Regions from separate parts of the Homo sapiens genome. Here region 2 is linked to region 1. Evidence: read pairs that join two places in POLR2A ChIA-PET (ENCODE). Cell type or tissue: Caco-2. All regions are shown on one strand. Links, peaks and the distances in the headings refer to the core of each region. The heading gives the core; the rest is flanking DNA. Region 1 overlaps DLGAP1 (DLG associated protein 1). Region 2 has its middle 20 kb from the start of LINC01895.

The links. ChIA-PET counts read pairs that join two places held together with the same protein. Peaks named below come from ENCODE experiments on the same cell type or tissue, not always from the same donor. Only the 100,000 strongest peaks of a DNase experiment are listed, where the experiment ranks them.
Region 2: POLR2A ChIA-PET joins it to region 1 with 14 read pairs; 1 of 35 experiments calls an interaction of 5 or more read pairs at or near these places.

What each region holds. Positions count from the first base shown.
Region 1 is chr18:3,524,103-3,528,498 of GRCh38, forward strand. The region is part of intron 10 of DLGAP1 (DLG associated protein 1); the gene reads right to left. Among named protein-coding and RNA genes, the nearest start is that of GAPLINC, 60 kb to the left of the region's middle. RefSeq lists an enhancer at 2,061-2,805 and a silencer at 2,569-2,863. In Caco-2, for the core only: no CTCF peak of the experiment used is centred there; a DNase peak (open chromatin) is centred at 2,719.
Region 2 is chr18:3,327,988-3,332,383 of GRCh38, forward strand. No RefSeq gene overlaps it. Among named protein-coding and RNA genes, the nearest start is that of LINC01895, 20 kb to the right of the region's middle. In Caco-2, for the core only: no CTCF peak of the experiment used is centred there; DNase peaks (open chromatin) are centred at 1,704, 2,094 and 2,804.

The DNA of each region.
Region 1 (4,396 bases), core at 249-4,248:
CACAAATAAGAATTTTTAAAAAATTAGTTGGGTCTGATGGCACACATCTGTGGTCCCAGCTACTCAGGAGACTGAGGTGGGAGAACTGATTGAGCCTGGGCAGTTAAGTCTGCAGTAAGCTATCATCACACCACTGCACTCCAGCCTTGGTGACAAAGTGAGACCTTGTTTCAATTAAAAAAAAAAGAAAGAAAGAAATTGTGGTATATATATACCACATATATATAGTGAATATTATTCAGCCCTAAAAAAGAAGGAGCTCCTGCCATTTGCCACAACATAGATGGACTGGAGGACCTTATGCTAAGTAAAATTATCTTGTATTAGGGCGTCTTGTGGAATAAGTAGACTTTAGCTGCTCTTTCACAAAAAAAGTAACTATGTGAGATGACAGATATGTTAATTTGCTTCATAATAGTCACCAACTTACTTTCTATCTGTATTCAATAGCATATAAACCTCAAATATACACAAAATTTATTTCAAAAATATCGAGTCAGGTAGGCACAGTGGCTCTTGCCTATAATCCCAGCACTTTGAGTGGCTGAGGCAGGCAGATCGCTTGAACCTAGGAGTTCAAGACCAGACTGGGTAACATTGTGAGACCCTGTCTCAATAAATAAATAAATGAAAGTCATGTGGATTTGTCATTCTGAGTCTGTGTGATTTCATGGCATTGGGATTATCCATGTGGAGACATTCTCATTTACGAGTGTGTCCTTGCGGCAAAAATTTCCCCAACCTACTGCCCAGCAGCTGCTTCTCAGACACACTTGTGATCCGGAGCTGCCATCAACAAAACGTCTCCATAGAAAACGTGGATCTGTTTCATTCCTGACTGGCAGTTGCTGATCTGCATTGCACAACAGTGCTTTTTTTGTTTTGTTTTGTTTTTAGCTGAAACTTGGTGGCTAATGAATAAAGAATGGATTCTCTAGTAGAAGTTTTCCCATAGACTAACACCAGAGTTTCCACAGTGTTCTGGGGGAAAAAAAAAAAAATCAACAACATTATTTTGTTTTTAAAGAGCAAGTTTTTCAAAAACTCAGCTAATTTTAATTTTTTTTTCCCAGTTCCAACCCCTCCAGGAGCCTTACTCGTAGAAGATGGTCATTCTTTGGATCAATATCTTGACTTATATCAGCCACGAAATGGTAGCATCATATACATCATATAGATAAAGACAGTTTTGAGCCTTTGAAAGTTGGATGAAATGAAATTAGTTTCTATTTCCCTAGGTAATCTAAATGAAAAAAACTGTATATTTTATTTGAAGTCCATTGCATTTATTGCATTTATTTTTTAATTTATTTTCGACATGGAGTTTTGCTCTGTCACCCAGGCTGGAGTGCAGTGGCGTGATCTCGGCTCACTGCAACCTCCACCTCCTGGGTTCAAGCAGTTCTCCTTCCTCAGCCTCCCGAGTAGCTGGGATTACATGCATGCACCACCAAGCCCAGCTAATTTTTGTATTTTTAGTAGAGACGGAGTTTCAACCATGTTGGCCAGGCTGGTCTCCAACTCCTGACCTCGTGATCTGCCTGCCTCGGCCTCCCAAAGTGCTGGGATTATAGGCATGAGCCACTGCGCCCCACCAGTCCATTGCATTTATATTTCACAGAAACAGTTATTGGAGAAAATGATAGGAGGTCTTGCTCCGTGAGCCAGTCCCTCTCTTTGCCATCTCTGGAATGACAGAAACACCACTGGCCTAGGAACAGATCTGTTTCCAGGCCCAGTTCTGCCCCCAATTAACCACATCACTTCACCTCTTCATGCTTTCGTGCCCTCCTGAGCTGGGAGACACCACCCTCAAGAAGCACATCCACAAAAGGATGGTGTCTAATGGCCTTCTGGCACCAGCGCTGTGCAAAGCGGCATGAATGGAGCATTCTCAAGGTTAAACATATGGCACATTACAGCCGATTTCCTTTTCATTACTGCCACTTCCTCTGCGGTCACTAATTTCAGGTTGTCTGGAGCTTACAAAAAGAGACATGCAAGTATGTGTGTCTGTGTGTGTGGTGGAGTGGGAGGGACCTTTTGAGGGTTCATTGCAAGAGTTAGATGAGAATAAAACAGAAAGGAGCTAGGCTAGAATGCAGCCATTGCTCCCCACTTAGAAACACACACGGGCTGGAGGCAGATGAATTGCAGAACTCACAGATACAGCTTTGTCTGCCACCCACTGTTTCACAGGCCGCAGAGACACAGCAGAGGCAATCCCAGGCGGATAAACCCTGGGTGATGGCACCGATAGACCATCACAATGACTGTGCACAGTTTCCGTAACCAAACCTGAAACCAGGCAAACCCCATTTCAGGTGTCATTACCAGCCCCGCATTCGCTGCCAAGGGTCCCAAGCCTTCTAGGGGACTGAAGGCCAAGTTTCACTAGCTTGGATGCTATTACCAGGCAAAATTAAAGTGGAAGAATTAATCTGCCTCCGGCACATGCTCTAGGTTTATCAGTTTGTTTCAGATAAAGCCTGAAAATTCCACGTATTTGTTGTCTACAATTCAGAAGGCAAAGACAGATTTAGAAGTACAATCACCGGTATTTCATCTTAGGGCCATTGAAACCTGAGCCTATGTTCTTTCCCCACAGTGGTAGACTGCATTCCTAGTTGGAGGCATTCAGCTCCATCTGGTCGTTTCATCCCCGGTTAGATAATACCAGACGTATCTATGTAACATACAAGCCACTGTCAAATAGCACTGAGCCATCTCCCTGAGACAGCTGTTTCACACAAGGGCTTCATTGTCTGAGAAGAGCTCGTATCATTTTACTTCAAGTGCTGCGGGAACAAGCATTCTGTCAGCTGTCTTGGCTTGGAGGAAACCTCACTCACTGCAGTTTCATTATTTTATTATCAAGCCAAAAAAAAAAAGGTACTGTCGACGGTTGGGGTTGAAGGTTTAAAACAAGAACTAAAGTCTTTGCTCTGCTTTGCATTTATCAGGGAAAACAGTAACTCCAGGCACCCAAAGAATGTATAGTTACACTGTTCAAAAGATAGCTTGAGGCTCCTGGCTACTCCAAATGCTTGTTTTCGGTCTGCCTTTTGTTACCCACATTTAGTCAGTTTCAGGTGAACTAGGAAGGTGTTTTCCAGCCCTGTGAGGCCAAAAGCAGCTGTCACAATTAGCATAATGACATCACAAAATAATTAATAACTAAATAACTATTTAAAATTAGATAGACTCTTTCTTCTTCAACTCTCTAATAGAGAAAGATGATTACAACTACCCCACATGCAATATCTGAACCTCAAATTTCCAGTGAGTAAACAGGTTATTTTCCAAACTTTTTTTTTTTTTTTTTTTTTTGCCATGGATGCACTGTATTTTGAATTCAGGGAGTCAATTAACAAAATACATTCTTACATGAATATGAACATGAACATGGTTGTTCTGCTTATCTTTAGCTGCTGCTGCCTATTTCTGAGTTTTTGTTTTTTTAGTTTTTTTTGTTTTGTTTTGTGTTTGTTGTTTTTTGTTTGTTTGAGACAGAGTCTCCCTCTGTCTCCCAGGCTGGAGTGCAGTGGCACGATCACGGCTCACTGTAGCCTCGACCTCCTGGGCTCAAGCAATGCTCTCACCTCAGCCTCATGAGTAGCTGGGACCACAGGTGCATGCCACCAAGCCTGCCTAATTAAAAAAATATATATTTTTGTAGAGATAGGGTCTCTGTTGCCCAGGCCAATCTTGGACTCCTGGGCTCAAGCGATCCTCATGGCATGGCCTCCCAAAGTTCTGGGATTACAGGCAGGAGCCACCACGCCCAGTGGGGGTATTTTAAAATTGTGATAAAATAGACATAAGATTTGCCATTTTAACCACAGTGAAGTGTACCATTCGGAGGCATTATGTACATTCACCAAACATTTTAAAATATTTAAAAATTGGGATAATTCTGGTACCCCACAAAATAAATTGCGTGATTAGAATCTTCCGTTTTTTCCCTCTATCCTATTTATCTTTTCATGATGACTTCAAGACCAGATCTCCTGGGGGGATTTTGTTATGGCACCACGTTTGTCAGGCACCCTGAAGAGAGGCCCTCCTTCTGCAGGTCTGAAACATCCCTTGGCTTGGCCAAGGGATAGAGGTATCTGTACTTGACCCATTTATCGAAGCTATTTTTCTGGTGTGCACAGAATTAAAACAAACAAAAGCTGGTTGCTTAGAATTTGGCTATGCCTGCCAAGTGGGATTGGCCTCTCTTCCTTACCGCCCCTCTTACAAAAAAAGAAAAGGTTAAGTCAGAGAATTGGTGAAACAAAGGCCCTCTGCAACTCTAGGCCCAGTTATCAGAACAGAGTGGTGCTTGCCAAGGAGTCAGGGACAGATCTGCATGGCGGGCTTTAAGGAGGACAGTGCCAGGCAACGCAAA
Region 2 (4,396 bases), core at 282-4,281, 200 kb before region 1:
AATCATGTGTCTCATCATTCCCAAAAGCAAGTAGACCTTCAATAGATGAATGAACAAATGAAGATTAATAGGGATTAGTTGTTCATATCTTACTGAACAAGCTAATTTCTTACCAAGCTAAAACTAGAAAATAACTTACTATGTGATTAACATTCTAAAAAGAATGTTTATTTACCTATATATTTCACCCTTCTTTTAGACTTACTCCTCTCCAGAGGTTATTTCTAATTACACAAATTTATCTTCTATTTGATATTTAAATTGGGAGAGATTTTACAGATCATATTTTGAAGATACTCTTCTTTTTGTATGATTGAGTAGTTGGCGGGAAAAAAAAAAAGGGAATGCCTTAAGATTCTGTGAATTAAAGAGAGTTATGGGTTTTTCTCTTTACCCAATAAGGGATTTCAAGTAAATTAAACAGCTTTAGGCACTCCTTTGACTATTTTAGAAAATAATGAAAACAATTTTACTCTAAAACCTTTGATTTTTACACCATGGACTGCAATGCACTTTTTTAAACCCAATAAACATCATTAATTTATTTAGACTTTGGAAGAGTCAGTGTAAGAATTTAAATCATAGGCCCATAGGCTACCCTATAATTTTAGTTTTCTATCCTTCTCATGAGTAAAGAAAACAGCTGTGTTTATCCATTCATGGCTGACAAAATCCCTTTGTTGGTACTGACTATCAAAGTTACTTGTATAAACGCAAAATCTGGCAGCATGTTAATTTCAAATTATCACATGTACTTGAATGAATCTTTAGAGCAAGAACTGCCAATTTTAAAAGGCTACTGAAAGTACTAAAATATTTATCAGACAAGAGGTCTGCCAAGAGCTTTCAGGGCCCAACTGCTTCCTCAAATTACACACTAGACATAGAAGATTAGGGGAATGTTAATAGAATGAGATTATTAGTTGTGTAGATACTTTGCTTGAAATCTGAACTGCTGAAATTAGATTGGGAGCAGCTAGCCTCATCCAAGGTTAGGGGTTGATGAGGAAGTGCCTTTCTAGAACAAGCAAAATTCTGAATACTGGTTCATGATCACTATCACTGCCAAGCTAGCCAGACTTTTGATTGGAAGACTGGAAGAAAAGAGAAACTGGTAAGGATTCTAAGGAAACTCCTGAAAAGCCGTTTCACTTGTAAAGACTGGGCTTTTGGTGGACTCATTTATTCAGCAGATAAAGATTAAGTGCTGATGCTACCATCTCTATGAAAGCAGTCCCCTCGAGGCCCATGGTGTTCGGGTTAGTTTTTGTTTTCGTTTTTAATTAGGAACAAAGCTACTTGCAAAACAGTAAGTTTTATCATCGTCCATGATATGACTCCTGCCAGTCTTCCCAATTCAAACCAGACTCTCTCTTTAAGCTCTCCAACCTTGCCACACCACCCACTTTTTTCCAATCCTACTCTTCGATCCATGGTTCTACCCTTGACTGCAAATTAGAGGCATGTGAGAAGTCTTAAAAACAGACAATGCCTGGGCCCACCCTTAAAGGTTCCAATTACTCTGCTCAGGGGTGAGGCCCAAGCAGGAGTATGTTTTGAAGTTCCTCAGGTGATTCTGGATGTGCAGCCAGAGTGGAAAGGCACCGCCTTAACTCCCTGCCGCCTCCCTGGAAGCGCTTCCCCGCCCCTCCTCCCCATCTCAGTCAATCTTTCAAGCTTCTACTCAACATTCCCAAGCATCGCCTCACCTGTAAGTCATTTCCTGACTCCCCCAGGAAGAGAAGCATCCTTCTCCCTTGTGGCCATCTATGCACTCAGCATAGTTTCATCACAGCACCTGGTGTAAATTTTTTTAGGGACAGGTCTCTCTGCTTCCACTGGAGTTTGAGTTTATGAGGGTCAGGTTCATCTCTGTAACCCCCGTGTCAATAAATGTTGCTAGAAGGAATGAGTGACAAATATTAACTACTTTTAGAACTCCATCTTCTCTGGTTTAAATCTCCAGAATCCCTTGGGGCAATATTTCCAAAACTACTGCTATTCCAAAGACCCATAAATTCTCTAAATTCCCTAAATTCCCTACTGCAGACCTGGAGTGGAGATAGGAGATAGTGTGGCTGTGAGAGGGACTGTGCAAGGCAAGGCTGTAAAATTTCACCATTAGGCCCAACTGTTAGGACACACTCCCTCAGGGTCTTTGTAGTCCACTCTGGTATTCTGAAAATAACAATGACAAAAATATCTGTGTATCAGACACTGTTCTAAGGGCTTTACATAGATCTTCATTTCATCCTCATAACAATGAGGTTTTAGATACCATTCGGTATCTAGCATTTGGTATTTGCTAGATACTAATAATATCCTCATTTTACAGTTAAAGAAATTGACACTAAACTACCTGCTTTACCTATATAGCTCTGCATTTGCAACAACACTGCAAGAAAGTGAAGCTGATGATACAGGAGGTAGAAAGAAATTATTTAGGCAGATAGTGAGAGCCCAAGAGTCCTCAGCAGAGCTTCCCCTCTAACAAAAAGCAGCCCTCAAAATCATTTCTTTTCATAACAAAGAGAAGCCTGAAAAATTGAGTTGCAAACATAGATACATAGATACACAAGATGGAAGCTGTCACAGGGGAATGACGGCAGCTGTGCCAATAGAAAAGGAAAAGGACTACCTGGGGGCGGCCATGTCCAACATGGAGGCTCCATCTTCTCTTTTTTTGTTATCACGTGTACAGTAATAAAGAAATGGGCAACATGGTGCACCTCAGGCAGAGACGCGCCTGGATAATAAAAAAAGGTTAGGATGGGGGATACCAGAGATTCGTGCCCTATGCAAATAGCACAACTGGTCTAACCAGTCTTTCTTGCCCTTTCTTGCCTATGTAGATCAGACGCCGCCTCCCCACCAGCTCATCTATAAAACCTCCTGCATTTCACCGCGGATCCGGCAACCCATTTTTCTGAGACCCCTCTCTGCAGCAGAGAACTCTTCTCTTTCTTTTGCATATTAAACTTCCGCTCTCAACCTCAATCTTTATGTGTCCTCATTATTGTTCTCCGTGGCCATGAGAAAATGAACCTCGGGTGTGACTCCAGACAATGAGGCTGTTTCACTTAGAGGTCAAACAACTTGCCCAAAGACATGTGGCTATTAAGTGGAATCAAACCCAGCTCTGCCACTTACTAGTTTAAATGGTCAGAAAGCACTGTTTTATGGATTTTAATAACTTCTTATGTCTGTGAGATTATTTTGTCTGCAAATAATAGAAAAACACAATTTGGATCCATATAAACCATCAAGAAATGTATTCTTTTCCATAGGAAGTCCAGAGATAGGGTAGCCCCAGTCATGATGTGGTAGGCACTTCAGCTTCCTTCTCTACCTCTGCTGTTTCCCTTATATGGTGCAGGTTGAATCCTCTCCCTAGATGGCCATTGAGATCCTAGTCATCACATCCAGACACATCAACAGGCCTTTTCCTAACTGAGCATTTCCAAGGGCACGGGAGAGCCATGAGCAGCCAGAGGAGCTGAATAGGTGCTGCAGAGCCAATCACTGTCTCCCTTATTCCTTATACTCACAGAGCATGCTTGACTTTTCAGAGTACTTTCATGGTGATTATCACTTTCAATTTTCACGATGACCTATGTGAAATGTGAGTTTTGGATTATCCTCACAGGTGGATTTGTTTGCAGGAAAAGAATATTTAATTTAAATGGTTATATTAGTATTCAGTATATTAAGATACAAATCTCACAATCTAATACTTCCTTAGGTTTTTAAGTCCACCTTACAAATTCTGTTTTTTTAAGTTGGGTGAATTTGGTAATCACCTTACAGAGAACTTTGTTTTCTGTTTTTGTTTGTTTCTTTTCTTTTGTTTTGAGACAGAGTCTCGCTCTGTTGGGCAGGCTGAAGTGCAGTGGCATGATCTCAGCTTGCTGCAAACTCCACCTCTGGGATTCAAGTGATTCTCCTGCCTCAGCCTCCTGAGTAGCTGGGATTTCAGGCATGCACCACTATGCCAGGCTAATTTTTGCATTTTTAGTAGAGATGGGGTTTCACCATTTTGCCAAGGCTGGTCTTGAACTCCTGACTTCAAGTGTTCCACCCACCTCGGCATCCCAAAGTGCTGGGATTATAGGTATGAGCCACTGAATCCTGCCTACAGAGAACTTTGATTAAAACTTGGTCCTATTTATAAACAAAATCAAATATTTTAGAACCTTTTATACTGCACTTATAAATTTAATTCATATTTAATTTTATTAAACAATTATCTGACTTAATAAATGAAACATTCCTGAGCACTAAATAATTCTTTTAAATTTGATATGGTCAATTAAACTGATAATATGTTGAACATGAAATTCTCTTAAATAATTAAGACCTGGATATAAACTTACACATATCAGAATCAATTATGTAT